2 separate regions of the Homo sapiens genome follow, and region 2 is linked to region 1. The links are chromatin loops, found by intact Hi-C in ENCODE. Cell type or tissue: endothelial cell of umbilical vein. All regions are shown on one strand.

What was found. Peaks named below come from ENCODE experiments on the same cell type or tissue, not always from the same donor. Only the 100,000 strongest peaks of a DNase experiment are listed, where the experiment ranks them.
Region 2: it touches region 1 in a loop (8-fold over the local background); 6 of 110 quality-filtered maps call a loop at or near these places.

The regions. Positions count from the first base shown.
Region 1 is chr4:118,267,016-118,275,015 of GRCh38, forward strand. No RefSeq gene overlaps it. Among named protein-coding and RNA genes, the nearest start is that of SNHG8, 7.7 kb to the right of the region's middle. In endothelial cell of umbilical vein, a CTCF peak has its summit at 3,644 (motif pointing left); a DNase peak (open chromatin) is centred at 3,606; H3K27me3 peaks cover 1,630 bases.
Region 2 is chr4:116,355,194-116,363,193 of GRCh38, forward strand. No RefSeq gene overlaps it. Among named protein-coding and RNA genes, the nearest start is that of MIR1973, 59 kb to the left of the region's middle. In endothelial cell of umbilical vein, a CTCF peak has its summit at 3,589 (motif pointing right); DNase peaks (open chromatin) are centred at 2,778 and 3,578; H3K27ac peaks cover 358 bases.

The sequences.
Region 1 (8,000 bases):
CCTGACAACCTTACATAAAATTTCACCCCTTCCTCCCTTCCCTGACTCCTGATTCCTATTACTCCGAACTAATCTTTTTTGAACCATAGCACTTAAAATCTTATAACTAATTCTGTAGTTTACCAATTTTATTAGATCTTTTGTCTTCTCCTACTTGAATAAGCTTCTCGAAAGCAAACTATTTGTCTTTTCTTTCATCAATATATCCCCACATCGATGGGTCTAGTCTCTGAAATAATAAGTGCTCAATAAATACTTGTTGAATTAATTTCACAATAAGTAACTGGAAAAGACATGACAGTTTTAACATACATATGTTCTTATATTTAAGTGCTAGAAAAAAGTATAACTTTTCATAAAAATCAATAAATTCGATTAACAAAAATATATATTTCCCCAATCATACAAAGACTTAAAACTGTCTTCTAAATAACAAAAAATAAATTCAATTTTAAATAATAATTAAAATTAGCAAAATAATTATTAAATGTAGGACAAAAAAACAAAACCTCTAACTTTTAAATGATAATTACCAGATAATTCTTATAAGTTATCCTAACAATAATACCAAAAGGAAGATACTGCTGGTTTCCTTCTACAGATGAGGAAACAGGTTTGGAATGGATAGATAATTTTCCCAAGGTCACACAAGTAGCAAAGCTCAGACTTATTTTATACCTAGTATCATTTTTCTCCCTTTACACACAACACCAGTTAAGAGCATGGGCTCTGAGCCAGTGAGACTACATTCAAATCCACTTCAAACCTTAGGTTAATTACATTATTTCTCTGTGCCTCAATCTATTCATCTGTAAATTAGAGACAATAATTGTATAGCGCTCATACAATTGTTAGGATTAAATGAGTTAATGAGCACATAAGTACTCAATAAACATTAGTTATCACCATTACTACTATCTCCCTTAGAGACTGTAAATAATTGTAGTCAGGTGCAGTGGCTCACACCTGTAATCCCAGCACTTTGGAAGGCTGAGGTGAGCAGATCACCTGAAGTCAGGAGTTGGAGACCAGCCTATCCAACATGGCGAAATCCCGTCTCTACTAAAAGTACAAAAATTAGCCAGGCGTGGTGGCGTACGCCTGTAATCCCAGCTACTTGGGAGGCTGGGGCAGGAGAATCACTTGAACTCTGGAGACGGAGGTTGCAGTAAGCCGAAATCTGCCACTGCACTCCAGCCTGAGCGTCAGAACAAGACTCTCAAAAAAAAAAAAAAGATACTGTAAATAATTATTTTCAGAACCCTTTTGTGTTATTTTATATAATTTACTTTCTTAGTCCTTTTCAGTAAGTTCTGTTCAGTGCTATAAAGAATGGTGGGTATTTCAAAATTCGTATGGCTTTTATCAAATTTAAGTCCTCAATTGCAGAGATTTCTTTCTAGACCTTCTGTTTTCTAAGAAATACTGCCCATTTACATAAATTATCATCCTGATAAAAGGGTTTTAAATTAGAGAAATACAAAAGTCACTTATCTGGTTCTATTCTACTTAGTTTTCTATAGTTTTACTTATATAATTAAGAAATAACTACTAACACGTCTTACATATTCAGTTGAAGGTTTTTTTAATGATTGTTCATTTGGAGATGAAATATATTTATTTTTCTCTCTATAGTGTAAGTATGACATTTATTTTAAACTTTTTGTTTGAAATTTTACAAAGATGGCAGAAAACAAATCTATAGACCAATCATATTCCTGAATAAAGAGGCACAATTCTCAACGCAATGTTAGCATGCAGAATCCAGAAACAGGTTACAGGTAGAATACACGGTGACAGAGTGAACTTTAAAGAGTGAATATGGAAAGGCTGGTTGAGCACTGTCCAGGAAGGTGGAAATTAATCTATTCATTTATGACTTTTTAAATAGACCTTTTGAGGGTGTATGATTAGCTACTGTAAAACTCACCCAGGTGAAGTGTACATCTCATAACTGCTGAGTCATTAATGGAATTGAATAGCCATCATGGCGATCTGATGTCAGAAGATCTCTGACACCCAGATAGAAGGCTGATAGACGGGGTTCCTCATGCCCATTTGAAGATAAGCCCTGCCCCCAACCCAGCCCCAGTCAACCATTGATCTGTTTTCTGTCACTGTAAATTTGCCTTTTTTGAACATTTCATATCAATAGATTCATACAGTATGTAGTCTTTTGTGTCTGGCCTCTTTTCACTTAGTGACATGGTTCTGAGTTTCATCTATAGCATGTATCAGCCATAGCATGTTTTTTTAAAAAAACTTTTATGTTAAATTCAGGGGTATATGTGCAAGATGTGCAGGTTTGTTACAAAGGTAAATGTGTTTCATGGGAGTTTGTTGTACAGATTATTTCATCACCCAGGTACTAAGCCTACTACCCAATAGTAATTTTTCCTGATCCTCTCTCTCCTCCCACCCTCCGCCCTCAGGTAGGCCCAGTGTGTACTGTTCTTCTCTATGTGTCTATGTGCTCTCATCATTTAACTTAAATTGGATTTATTCTTATATAGCATCTGAAGTCTTTTATTTTACGTTTTTGATTTTCTATTTTTTTGGAGATGCAGTCTCACTCTGTCACCCAGGCTGCAGTGCAGTGGCACAATCTCGGCTCACTGCAACCTCCACCTCCCAGGTTCAAGTGATTCTCGTGACTCAGCCTCCTGAGTAGCTGGGATTACAGGCACCTGCCACCACGCCTGGCTAATTTTTGTATTTTTTGGTAGAGACAGTGAAGACCTATTCCAGTTATAAATACTAACTAATAGGAATTAGTTTCAAAGTTTGCCATAGAATTTTTCTCTCTGAAATGATTTCCATTATAAAATTTGAAATATAGTCCTATTGCAGCGGGGAGACTTAATTTAAACTTTTTGGCAAAGAGAGAGGTAAGATGTGCCTGAGGCCAAAAGAGTTAGTCGACTTTGCCGTAATATACTAAGCTACATTCAAAAAAGTTTGCCAGTTTTGCTTAAATGTACTACCCTGCATTCATTTTTCCTTCTGTACATTATGTATAATTTCCCAGAATTCTTTTTCACTTTTATCATCCTGGCTTCCTCATTCAACAAACGTTTCATTGAGCATGTTCCAAAGTACTACTGCAGGTAAGATGAATATGACTACATTCTTGCCCTCCAGTAGACTGGGCAGAAATATTTTATTTCTCCAACAGAATCATTGTCTAGTTTGATATACAACACATTAACAGTGTATTAACTACTTCAGACAGTAGGAAATGAATTAAATCTCTAATTGATGAATTCAGTATGTTAAAAATCTGTATATCAAGTTCACATATTAAAAAGGTCTGGTGTATTCCAATGGTATGTTTAGAATATGCATCTGGAGAAAGTTGTTCCTTTCTGGTAGAACCTGAAGTTTTCAATATTCACTGTAGACATTCATCATATAAAACTAGAGTCCAGAGGATAGGCTTTTAGAGATACTAGATATGCTGACATTTTCATGTTATTATCCACATATACATTAATACATGCATGCACAATGAACAAATGTATTTAATTCAAAGGGCTTTAAACACATACCTAAATAATAAGGTAACAAATTCAAAGGGATTTAAACATATACCTAAATAATAGTGTAACAGAGCCATCTAGTGGCCACATAAAAACTGTTGTTTCATGTGATTTTGTTTCGTTCCATCAAGTTTTACATAAACGTAAGCTTATCTTCCCACTAATACAGATATTTATAATGCTTATGGATAATGGGCCAAAGTAATTTGGAGCTGGGGTACTAGAGTAAATGTTTGACATCCTAAGACATCTGTAATCTATATTGTGTGTAGAAAAAGGAGAATTTTAACAAGTGATCATTAAATTTTCAAATTATCTTAATTGATATGGGATGAAAGCATTAGATGTTTTTAAATTGTTAGTTTATGAATACTCCAAAACAAGATCTTCTCTTTTAATATGCCATATTAAATGTTAAAATAAATAACACTCTTATTTTGCATAAAGGCAAGTAAGCCCAAAAAAAAAAAAAAAGCCTCACTAGGAAATAGACTAAAGCAAGTACCACAAGCCATCTTCGAAAGAAAGAAAAAGTCAAGCTTTTGAGATGTTAAATATTTAATGAAACATAAGTGCAGAATCTCACTGACGTGCAAGCTTCTACAACCAAGTCAGGCGTTCACTCTTAAAGTGCTGGAGGCCAGTTTGAGATCATAGAACACATAGGCAATCCAATTTTTCAGGCTAAACCATAAAAGGCTCACAATGTTGCTTGCCAAACTTTTCAATAAATTTATATTATAAATGTTTCACAATGTCAAACACTTACTCTAAAATCCCAGCTCCAAAATTCTTGGATCACCATCACCTCAAAATTCATGGATCCAACTTAAACCACATTATCAATGTCCCTCACTGTTCTCAAGTATTAGCATCTCTTCTTGTCTAACTTAAATGTCATGGTAAATCAATATAACCAGTCCCTTGCATGCATTCCTTTTCCCTTCTATCACTTTGCTCACTCTCTTGGCAAACTGCAACTTGGTTAACTCCAACTCCCTGTCAGCTCCATACCAGCACCTATGCAGTTGAGCATGATGAAGAGAAAATACACAATCATGCTAGAGATTTGACTTTGAATTCATTACAAGAACTCAAGTGAGCTCCTAATGTGACCGGGGAAACCCACTACTTTTCCAAGTCTATTGATGCCATCTCCTAATTATATTTTTTCCTCTCTCCTCAAATTTCCAACACTCTCTCCCCGATCCTCACTCTCGGTTGATGGCCTGGTTTCCTATTACCCCGGAAAAAAACATTAGTAGATGAGAACATTCAAAGTTCACACCACCCACTCATCCACAAGCACCTGTACCCATGTACTCCTATTTCTATAGATGAACTGCCTAAACTATTATCTTAGGGTAACCCCTACTTTTGTGCACTAGATCCCATCTCATTTCCTAAGCAGTTCATCACATATCTGCTGCATCATCAGTTTTTCCATTTCTACTGGATCTTTCCCATCAGAATACAAACATACTTTAAGTTCTCCTATCCTTTAAAAATGACCCATTCTTGATCCCACATCCCTTTCCAGATATTGCTGCATTTTTCTTCCTCTTTACAGTGTAACTCTTCAAAATAGTTGTTCCGAATCCATGATTTCCAATACTTCTCCTGTTCTCTCTGAAATTACTCTCAACAAGGTCCCAAGTGACCCTCATATAGCTAACTCCAATGGTCATTTCTCAACTTCCATCCTACTTGTATCATAAACAATTGACCACTTTCTTTTGAAAAACTTTTTTGACTTTTAAGGTATCACACTCTGCTGGCTTTTCTCCTTAAATTACTTCTCAACATCCTTTGCAGGTTCCTACTGTTTTTCCTGGTAGATTAATATTGACAGGCTCCAAGGCTCAGTTTCTTATCCTATTTTCTTTTTTTCTTTCTTTTTTTTTTTTTAAGAGATGGGGTCTTGGTTTCATGCTCAGGCTGGAGTGCAGTGACATGAGCATAGCTCACTGCAGCCCCGAATTCGTGGGCTCAAGCGATCCTCCTGCCTCAGCCTCCCGAGTAGCTGGGACTACAGGTGTGTGCCACCACACCTGGCTAATTTTTTAAAAAAATTTTTTGTAGAGACGGAGTTTCACCATTTGCCCAAGCTGGTCTCAAATTCATAGGTTCCAAAGAGTCTTCTCTCTCAACCTCCTAAAGTGATGGGATGGGATTAGAGGTGTGAGCCACTGCACCTGGCTTCTTATCCTACTTTTTATCTATCCTTCCTCCCTTGGTACAATTATCTGATCTCATGGCTTTACATACCATCCATAGTTTGACAATTCACATATTTCTTTCTTCAGGCCAAACCTCTCCCCAGACCTCCATATTCATATATTGAACTCTCTACTCAACACTTCCACTTGGATGCCTAAAAAGCATCTCAAACATAACATACAAAACTGTGCTCCTAAATACTTCTCCCCGAAAACCTGCTCTTCCTGCAGTCTCCATCTCAGCAAATCACCAAAAACCTTAGTCATTTTTCTCATAGCCTAGAATCCCTTTATCTTATATACTTTACTATATCCAATCTGTCAGCAAATACTGTCAGCTCTACAATAAAAATATTTCCAGAATTGAATCATTTATTTCTTTCACTGCTACCACTAACCCAACACCAATAGCTCATCTTATTATTGCACTACCCTAACTGTTTTCCCTGCTCTACCATTATCTCCATCGCTACCCTAGAATTTTTCTAAACAGAGCTTTGAGAGAGAACATGTAAATCCTAAGTTAGATCATGTCATTCTACTCAAAACTCTCCAAAGGCTATCCAACTTATTCCAAAAAAACTAAAAACTGTATAATGACCTATAAGGCCATAGGTAGCCTATCATTACCTTTCTAACTTCACTTCCTACTTGCTTACCTCATTCCAGCCAAACTGGTCCAAATTTTATTCTTCGAACATGCCAAGCTGAGTTATCTATTCTTTCATAACAAATTATCCCAAAATGTAGTAGCTTACAACAGAATTTATTATCTCACACACTTTCTGTAGGTCAAGAATCCACGTGTGGCTTAGCTGGATCCTCTGCTACAGTGTCCCTCCCAGGCTGCCATCAACAGCTGGGGCTATAGTCATCTCAGGGCTCAACTGGGTAGGGATCCACTTCCAAGCTCATTCATATGGTTGTTGACAGAATTCAATTCCTCATGGACTACTGGTCTGATAGCCTCAGTTCCTTGTGGGATGTTGGCCAGAGGCAACTCTGTTCCTTGCCACATGGGCCTCTCCAACATAGCAGCTTGCTAGATCAAAGCAAGCAATACAGAAAGACACAAGAGGAAGTGGTAGCAAAACACAAGTCAGGTTTTAATACCTGGTCTCACATTTCACCACTTTGCCATTCAAGAGATTACATAAAGGAAGGAATAACATGAGGTGAGGTCACTGGGAACTTTGCCTACTGTATCAAGTATGGCCCCAATGAGAAAGCATTGGTTGCTTCGAATATTCCTCTTCCAAATGTCTGCATGTTTTGCTCCCTCATGTTCTTCAAATTGTTGACCTTGTGTCACTTTCTGAATGACATTTCCCCTGAACACCTTTTTAAAATTGTAATTCCTACCTTCCAAACACTTCTCATCTTCTGTGCTGTTTTTCTCCACAGCACTCATTGACGTTAACATACCATATAATTTACATATTGTGATTGGCTTCTACTTTAGTTTAGCTAAGCTAGTCCTACATTTCCCTTCCCTTCCCTGAATAATTCCACGTTCAGAAAGACCACAGGAGACATTTTGTATGAGACCTGGCAAATCAAAGTAAAGCAGCATACACTTTTTACACTTGGAAGGTCAGTGTGGGGCATCAGGCAATGTTGCAGATCATGCAAGTTATCACTTATCTACTAATTGTCTTGTAAGTGTGGGGCAGTAGCCAGATCTATAGCTTCTTCAGTCATCCCAGATCTTCTGTTTCAACTTCAACAATCCCTAAGTCTGTGACAAAGGGCATCAGCTTCTCTTGCAGATCACCTCCATCATCAAAGCTAAACCCTTGAAACCAGGAAGAGATTGGTCCTGATTCTAGTTCATTCTCATGGATTACAGCTCATTCTTGTAGATGCCAATTTTCCTTGGTCCCTCCACTGCACAATTGTGTAAGGTCAGATTCTACATATATGATTTTAATCATATGTATTTCCTAGTAGTTCTGATTCTGATAGAACTCTAATACTCTTATTTGCATCTGTTTTCTGCCACTAAAATGTAAGCTCCATGAAATTTTTTTAAATTCTATTTTGTTTACTCTTTCTAGCCACAGCATCTATGACAGGACCTGGGATATAGTAGAAACTCACTATTTAGTCATGAGAATTTTTTTTAATGTACAGTACAAAGAATAAGTATTAAGGATGGCAAAAATGAGATGAGACCAATATTTTCTAATGTTCTAAAAGAAAGATTACTATAAAAAATAATAAGAACTGAGATGCATCTTAA
Region 2 (8,000 bases), 1.9 Mb before region 1:
GCTTGTGGTTAATTGGTGCTTGATTGTTTATTTATTTATTTATTTTGAGATGGAGTCTCGCTCTGTTGCCCAGGCTGGAGTGCAGTGGCGCGATCTCGGCTAACTGCAAGCTCCGCCTTACGGGTTCATGCCATTCTCCTGCCTCAGCCTCCCGAGTAGCTGGGACTACAGGGGCCCGCCACCATGTCTGGCTAATTTTTTGTATTTTTAGTAGAAATGGGGTTTCACCGTGTTACCTAGGATGATCTCAATCTCCTGACCTCGTGATCCGCCCACCTTGGCCTCCCAAAGTGCTAGGATTACAGGCGTGAGCCACTGCACCCGGCCTGGTGCTTGATCTTTATAGCTGAAAAGAATAGTGAAATATTTTTCTCTTCCACAAAAATACTTCTGAATATTGCTTTCAAAAACAAACTTTCACAAAACTAGTTTTTGCCTCCTACCGTTGTTAATTGATTCAACAAGTACTTATTGAACACAAATGAGGTCAAAATCTATTATGGCATCTATTAAAAACTGTTATTGGCTAATATCCACAGGACAAAAAGATAAAAAATAAAGTGTTTTAAAAAATTCTGCCCTATCTATTGCATTTTCTGACCTGGATTTTGTGTTGGTGTATGTAAATATATATGTATTTATTAACAGCGACACTTCACTAAATGAATTTGGAGTGCTTATAAACTTAGGAGTGCAAATTCCAAAATTGTGTTATATTCATTTAGCAACAACAAAAAACAGCACACTAGTTCTAGTTTTGGAGGAACCAGATGCAGTTTCTAATACAAATTTTATATTGAAAAATATTATGAGATATTTTACCTGCACTTATTTAATAATTATTAAATGTATCTAATACATTTAAGTTTTTATTAAGTATGCTACAAATAATATAAACTGATAAAAAGTGATGGCCAGTATCTTGAGAAATTCCTGAGACTTGTGTGTTTACATTCGTGTGTATGAGTGTGTGTAAGAGTGTTCATGAATATGTGAAAGTGTGTGTGTTTGTGTGTGTATGTGTGTATGTGTGTAAGGATGTTGATAAGGAGTGACCTTGGGTTAGTTACATAGCCCATTTAGTGAAGCGAGCTATCTTTTATATGACAATTAATCCTTATGTTCTGGATAATATTATACCACTATTAGAATTCAATTATTAAGTAATTATGAGAAGAAATCATTCTTCTGTTTGAGATGTGAGGGTATGAAAAAGCTCAGACTTTAAAAAAATGTTAAGTCATTGCAGAAATGCTTAACATTTCTGTGTTTCTTTTATTTATTTATTTTTTGCTTTCTTTGGCTCAGAGTAGATTGGTTTCATCTCTTAAGTATATAATGGGAGTGCTTTTCCTAAATACCTTTTGACTATTCTTCCTCACCTATAGCTTTACCAATTGGTAAAGAAAAATAAATTATTTGTAAGTCTTCAGAAACATTGGGCTGTTGATAAATTGCAAAGAGCAATACCCTCAGATCTTTCTACAGGCAGTGAATGAGTAATGTGGATATGAAATATCACTGTAAAAATTACCAAAAATATTATTTTCATAGAAACCAACGTTTTTGAGACTCTGAATGCTTTTAACTCCTATGTTAGAATACATATTTTCATAAATATTCCCAGAATCCTTGAGTCAGCTTTCTAAAATCCACCTTTCAGCCTGCCCAGGCAGTCACTTTTATTCAGAACATAACTTCTTAGAAGGAATGAGGAGACAATTAATCCTGAAGTGAATTCTTTAATACTAGAGAAGGTGAAAAGAATACAACTTAGCACAAGTCAACTAGTTGTGAATTATAGGAAATATAGTTCTATATTATTATTACTCTGTGTTTGAGACTTTCTTTTACAAAAAGAATCTATAATTTGAGAGGAGTTTTCTGTAGAATCATAGCAAGCCTTCATTTTTTAAAAATATTTCCCATTCTTAGTTTTTTTCTTCTAGATAATAGAATTAAAAGCAAATGTTTGTAGAGTGTGACAAATAGCAAACAAATTTATGTAAAATTAAGTAAAATTGGTTGCTTGGAATCAAGCAACAAAAATAGTTGACCTAATTTCAAATTTCTCAATTGACATTGGTTTGTGCACTAATTGCTTAAAACAGATATATCTGCAGATAGTTTCATCCTTAAAAGGAATATTGTTTGCAATTATGTATGATGCTTTGAATCATATTAAACAAAGATATTAAAACATGATGCCATCCAAATGTTGGTTGGCTATTCTGTCTCCTCCATACACACTTTTTTACATAATTGTAGTACAAATATTCCTAACCTCAGTAATCTAGAGCACTCAAATATAGGTCAAACCACATCTAGTAACACTGAAAAAAATCCTTTTAATTTCCTTTAATTTTTGTTGTGGTGGGAAGTAAAATAGGTTACTATAACCCCTTACTTTTGGTTCTCTGCTTGCTTTATTTCATTCTTATTATTTTTTTAAAAGTTCAGGTGCAATTTATATACGATAAAAAATAAAATGCTAAAATGGAAACTCAAAGTATACAAAAAAGAAAACACACAGTTCTAAGTGTTCTATTTGATGAATTTTGCTAATTCCATGGAAATGTGAAACTTACAAAAGAAAAAAATAAAGCAAAGAATGATGGAGAACATTTCATCACTAAAGTTCCCCAGTGTAAGGGAAATGGCTGCACTTTAGTCAGGAGTAGGCCAAGGCAGGCTTCTGATGTGGCATGACTCAGCAGGTTTGGAGCACAGGTGCACAACTCTGCACATTATGTAACCACTCCATGTGAGGCGCATTATGTAACCACTCACATGACCTCGCACTTGGCTCGGAGCCACTATTGTCTGTAAAAGGTATAACTACCCTGCTGATGCTGTACATACGGATGGCTTGCTTGCTCCCAGAGAGAGAACAAAGCCATGTTGAAACTTCTTACAATTCCTCAAGTGTTCTTTCAGCTGTCTGCCACTTGTCTACCCACTCCCTTCGGTCCTCAGCTTGGGTTGGAATCTGACACTTGGTGTGACACTTGACATAGTCGACAGGATGCCAAAGTGAGTGAGCCTTTGGCCCCTGTTGATTCCAGGTCAGCCATGTGGCCACAACATGGATTGTGGTACTTGGATAGGCTGTGCTTACAAGCATCTGTGCTGCTTGGATGGGCTCTGGTGGAAACCTGGGTGGTGGTAGGTGGGTCCCCCACAAGCATGGAGAAGGCACTGAAGCAGCTGGAAGCACAGAGCATCGAGAAGGAGCCAGCCTTTGCCAGCAGTTGGTTGGGCATTTGTGACTGTGCTGCAGGAATTGCCTGCTTAGTCCCTAAGGGGTCCCGCGGGGAGGTGTGGGAATTAAAGAAACAGTGTTACCAGCGTCCAGGAAACCCCTGCCCACCTGGATGCTTTGTCTGTGAAACGAGGGGGCAGATTGTATATGCTGTTCCACCTCTGAGATGGAAAAGCTGGCCTCTATCACAACTCATCCCTTCTTTCGTCAGTGGCTGCAAGTAAGTAGCTGGCTGGAACAAGGGCAAGGTGACCACACCCTGACTGAGAGGCTATGGGCAACCACAGGAACTGTGAACGATGCCGGTGAAATACTCAAAACTGTCAGTAGATGGCAGTCGTATACAGACTTGGTGCAAGTCATTCAGGAGAAGGGTAATGCTGCATGACCAGGTCCCTCCCGGGAGTTCCAGTTCAAAGATTATTTGCTGCAGCTGGGCGCGGGTGTAGAGCTTTTTCTATTTGATTAAGGAACTGGCCAAGGTGACCAGCTTAGAAAAACACCGGACGACTGGAGGCCACATGTGAAATTAGCAATCCACTTGTCCCCCACCAACATACGGCAAGTGCTGGCACTGGTAGACACTAGCACAGATACATTCTATGGGTGGACATTCTACATGGCTTGGCAGCTGACCCATTTATCACGGACTTGATGGACCACTTTATGATGAAATTGGAACAGTACCACTATAGTGGAACAATAGTGGCCACATAGTGGCCAATGCATTCTTCTCAATTGACATTGCTCTAGAGAGCCAGAAATAGCTTTCCTTCATGGAACGATGACAATGGACTTTCACAGTGTTGCCGCAGGGCTATATGCATAGCCTCACTATATGTCATGGTCTCTATATGTCATGGGTGATATTATGTTAACTTCTGATTATTTTGCAGATTTAGAAATGGCAATGCTCCTCTTTCCTGGGATTGGAATGGTGCGGCTGGGACCTCCTTCCTAGCAGCCAGCTGGGCTATTCAGCAGGCACAAGCCCTACAGGAAGTTGACCAGGGGCACCCATTTGAGCTGCATGTGCATGTGACCACAGATGGTTTTGGCTGGGGCCCCTCGCAGTGCACGGAGCCCTTTAGAATGCCAGTAGATTTTTGGTCCCAACTTTGGAAAGCAGCTGAGCTCCGGTATTTCTTGACAGAGAAACAGCAGCTGTATATGCCGCCCTTCAGCCTCATGAGAGCATGACAAGATAGGCTACAGTTGTCATGCGGACAACATACTCTATAGTGGGATGGGTGCATTCATGGGCAATGACCCCTTGGACTGGGACAGCGCAGACATCCACCTTAGCAAAGTGGGACACGTACTTTGAGCAGCGGAGTACTCTGAGTATGAGTCCCTTAGAAGCAGAGCTGCAAGAGGTCTTGGGACCTGTAGTCCTAATGCAAGATAAGGCCATGGGGCCTGAGGCACCCCTAGACCCCAAGCCAGCACCATTTAAGGAAGGGAGCCCCCCTATTGCCAGTGGGTCATGGTACACAGATGGGTCTAGCCAAGATACTACTGCTTCCTGGAAAACTGTTGCAGTCCAACCTAATATTGACACCATACGGTTTGAAACTGAGTATGGGCAAAGTAGCCAATGGGCTGAAGTTAGATCAGTGTGGATGGTGATCACTAAGGAGGTGACACCTATGACAATCTGTACCAATAGCTGGGTGGTCTCTTGAGGCTTAACCTTGTGGTTACCTACCTGGAAAATACAGAAGTGGCCACTTGGTCACTGGTCCATGTGGGGCCAAGCTATGTGGCAAAACTTATGGGAGGAAGGATGACCTCCCACAACCAGGTGTGGAGATGAATGGTAGGCAAGAGAACAGAAAACTTGGCTGTGACCATGGACCACATGGACCAAAGCCCCCCACTCCTGGTAGCTGGCCATCAAAGCTCCCTGGGTAGAGGGCCTACAGTATGACTTGCATGAAACTCCTTGGGTGTTCAATACATGTCCCTCACAGTTGACTGTTCATAGGGGAACAGTCGGGGGGGAACCCTTCTCCAGGGGACATATGTACTGTCTGCATGTCCTATTATGAGCTTTCCTGTGACTTTGGCATATATACAGGACCCAAAGTAATCATGGGGAGCCGAGAAAATGTGCTACCATCGCCCAGTGCAGAAACCTTTGGTGGCTGCATTCTTATCCAGGATGAAAGGTTAGCCTGTATTTTGCCTGAGGGATGTGATTTACCTCTGTTAGTACCTGTGCCTGCTCTGTCATTTTGACCATTGGTTAACATGCTCCGATTGCATTGTGGGCTGGGCCCTCGACTACACTGAGGTAACCAATGTTTCCAACAGTTGGATCTGCATTGCCCTTCCAGCAGCAGCTGCAGATGGCTTGCCTCAGCACATACATTCAGGGTCTGCAGAGAACTGAACATGGCTGGAGATTTGGGGTCCCATGACCGATGCCTGGAACGCAACATGGCTAGCCTTGGACAAAGGACACTGCAAGACCCATGGTACACCCACCTCCTGGCTGGCCCATAGTGTTTATGATGGGTGGGACTGGCTAGTGGGGGAACATGTAGTACCCCTGACCCAAGCAACATGGTGCATAGAACAGCATTAGGGTACCGCCACTGTGGGATGGATGCCCCTTACGACCTGTGCAAACATAACACATGTCACCACACTGAAGGTATGGTATAGCAAGCAGCCCCACCACGGTCAGGCTCTGATGGACTTTGTGCCCCCTGGGAGTTTATGAGTCTGTGGGTACACAGGGTGGTCTTACCAGTGAACTGGACTGGCTGTTGTACATGGGGGTGGTCTTATGTACGTGCCACTGTTCTCCCCACATTGCCCAGACACTCACATAACTGGGAGGTGGTACGCTCTTGGTTTTTGCAAGTGTGATGAGCCCCCTGGTGGTTCTACCCCTTAGAAATGACTATCCCTGGAGCCGGTGTCCTAACTGTAGAAGCACAAGTTACCTCTCTTGCAGAGCACACCGCTTGGGCTCTGAATTACACCTAAGTAGCCCTCTTGCTGTTAATGGATGAGGTTGATCAGATGAGAAAAATGGTGTTACAAAACTGAATGGCCTTACACATAGTAACTGCTGCCCAAGGAGGCACCTGTGCCCTTTTAGGAACACAATGTTGCACCTTTATTCCTGACAATGGGCAGAACATAACAGCAGCCCTGCAAAGGGTCTCACAGGAGATTAAGGTGGTCAAAAGCCTTAATCTGCAAGATTACCCCCTGCAGAGATGGTGGGCATCTCTAGGCTCTGGCTCTTGCTGGGCCCTAATAGTCACAAGTAGCATAGCTGGGATCCTAGTAGTGAGCTGTTGCTCTCTGTGTTGTTGTTGTGGGTTATGAATTCGGGGCTCTGCCTTATGGGCACATGTCCCTGCCTGGAGGATGCCCTCAGCTGAGGTGGTGGAGTATAAGGGAAATGGCTGTGCTTTAGTCAGGAGTCTGCCAAGGCAGCCTTCCAGTGCAGCATGTCTCAGCGGGTTCGGAACACAGGCACACGACTCTGCTCTTTATGTAACCATGCCACATGAGGCACATTATGTAACCATACCATCTGAGGTGCATTAGGTAACCACTCACATGAGCTCATGCTTGGCTCAGAGTCACTATTGTCTGTAAAAGGTACAGCTACCCTACTGATGCTGTACATATGGCTGGCTTGCTTGTGCCCAGAGAGAGAATAAAGCCATGTCAAAACTCCCTATGATTGCTTGAGTGTTCTTTCAGCTGCCTGTCACTTGTCCACCCACTTCCCTCAGTCCTCAGCTTGGGCTGGAGCCTGACACTTGGAGTGACACCCAGTGTTTATTTCCAGGCAGATTTCCCTATATTCTAATCTGGGTGTTTTTTTCACTGTATCTCTCACCATAGATTAATTATAACTAATCAAGAACTTGGTAAATGGAATAACATAATATGTAATCTTGGGTGGCTGACTTCTCTCACTCATTTACCTATTGCATTTACCAGCACATTTTAATTGTTGAGAAGCATCTCATTGTGTAAGTACATTACAATTTGTTTATCTGTAACCCTGTTCATGAACATTTGGATTGCTTCCAATTTGAGGTTAATATAGGTAAGATTGTTATGAATATATACAGGTCTTTTATGAATGTAGGTTTTTAAAAATCTCCTAAGTAAACACATAGCAGTCAAACTGCTGAATCTCAGAATAGCAATAAGTTTAACATTTTAAGAAAATGCCAAATTATTTACCATAGAGGCTATAGCAGTTTACCTTCCACAGCAATCAGCTAGGTAATGGGCTGGAAAATTTCATTAGAAAAAGAAAAAAAGTAGATTAAGACAAAATAAGCCATGAATAACCAGGCATCAAAGAGGAATGTCTTCCCTAAGTGAATTATCTTGGATAAATTATAGTTCCAGTAGGCAATAGAAAAGTAGGGCAAGAAAATAAAATAAGACTCTAAATGGAAGGCTGGGGAGTGCAATGAATTTGGTAGGATTCCAAAGGCTGACACAACCCTTGCTTTTTAAACCTTCCTATAACCACTCACAACCTCAATTTTCTTTCCTCTGCAAAAGATATGTATCCCCTTTGGTTTCGAGGTAGCAGATAATTGGAGAACTAAATTGCAACAATTTCACAAGTTTGAATAATTAAAGGGACTTAAAAGGACTCACAGTTTGCACTCCTGTAAGGCCTTAATGTAATTAATACCAAAGAGCAGGAGAAAGAAAGTGCAGGCAAGCATGAGGACCCAAAAGACAT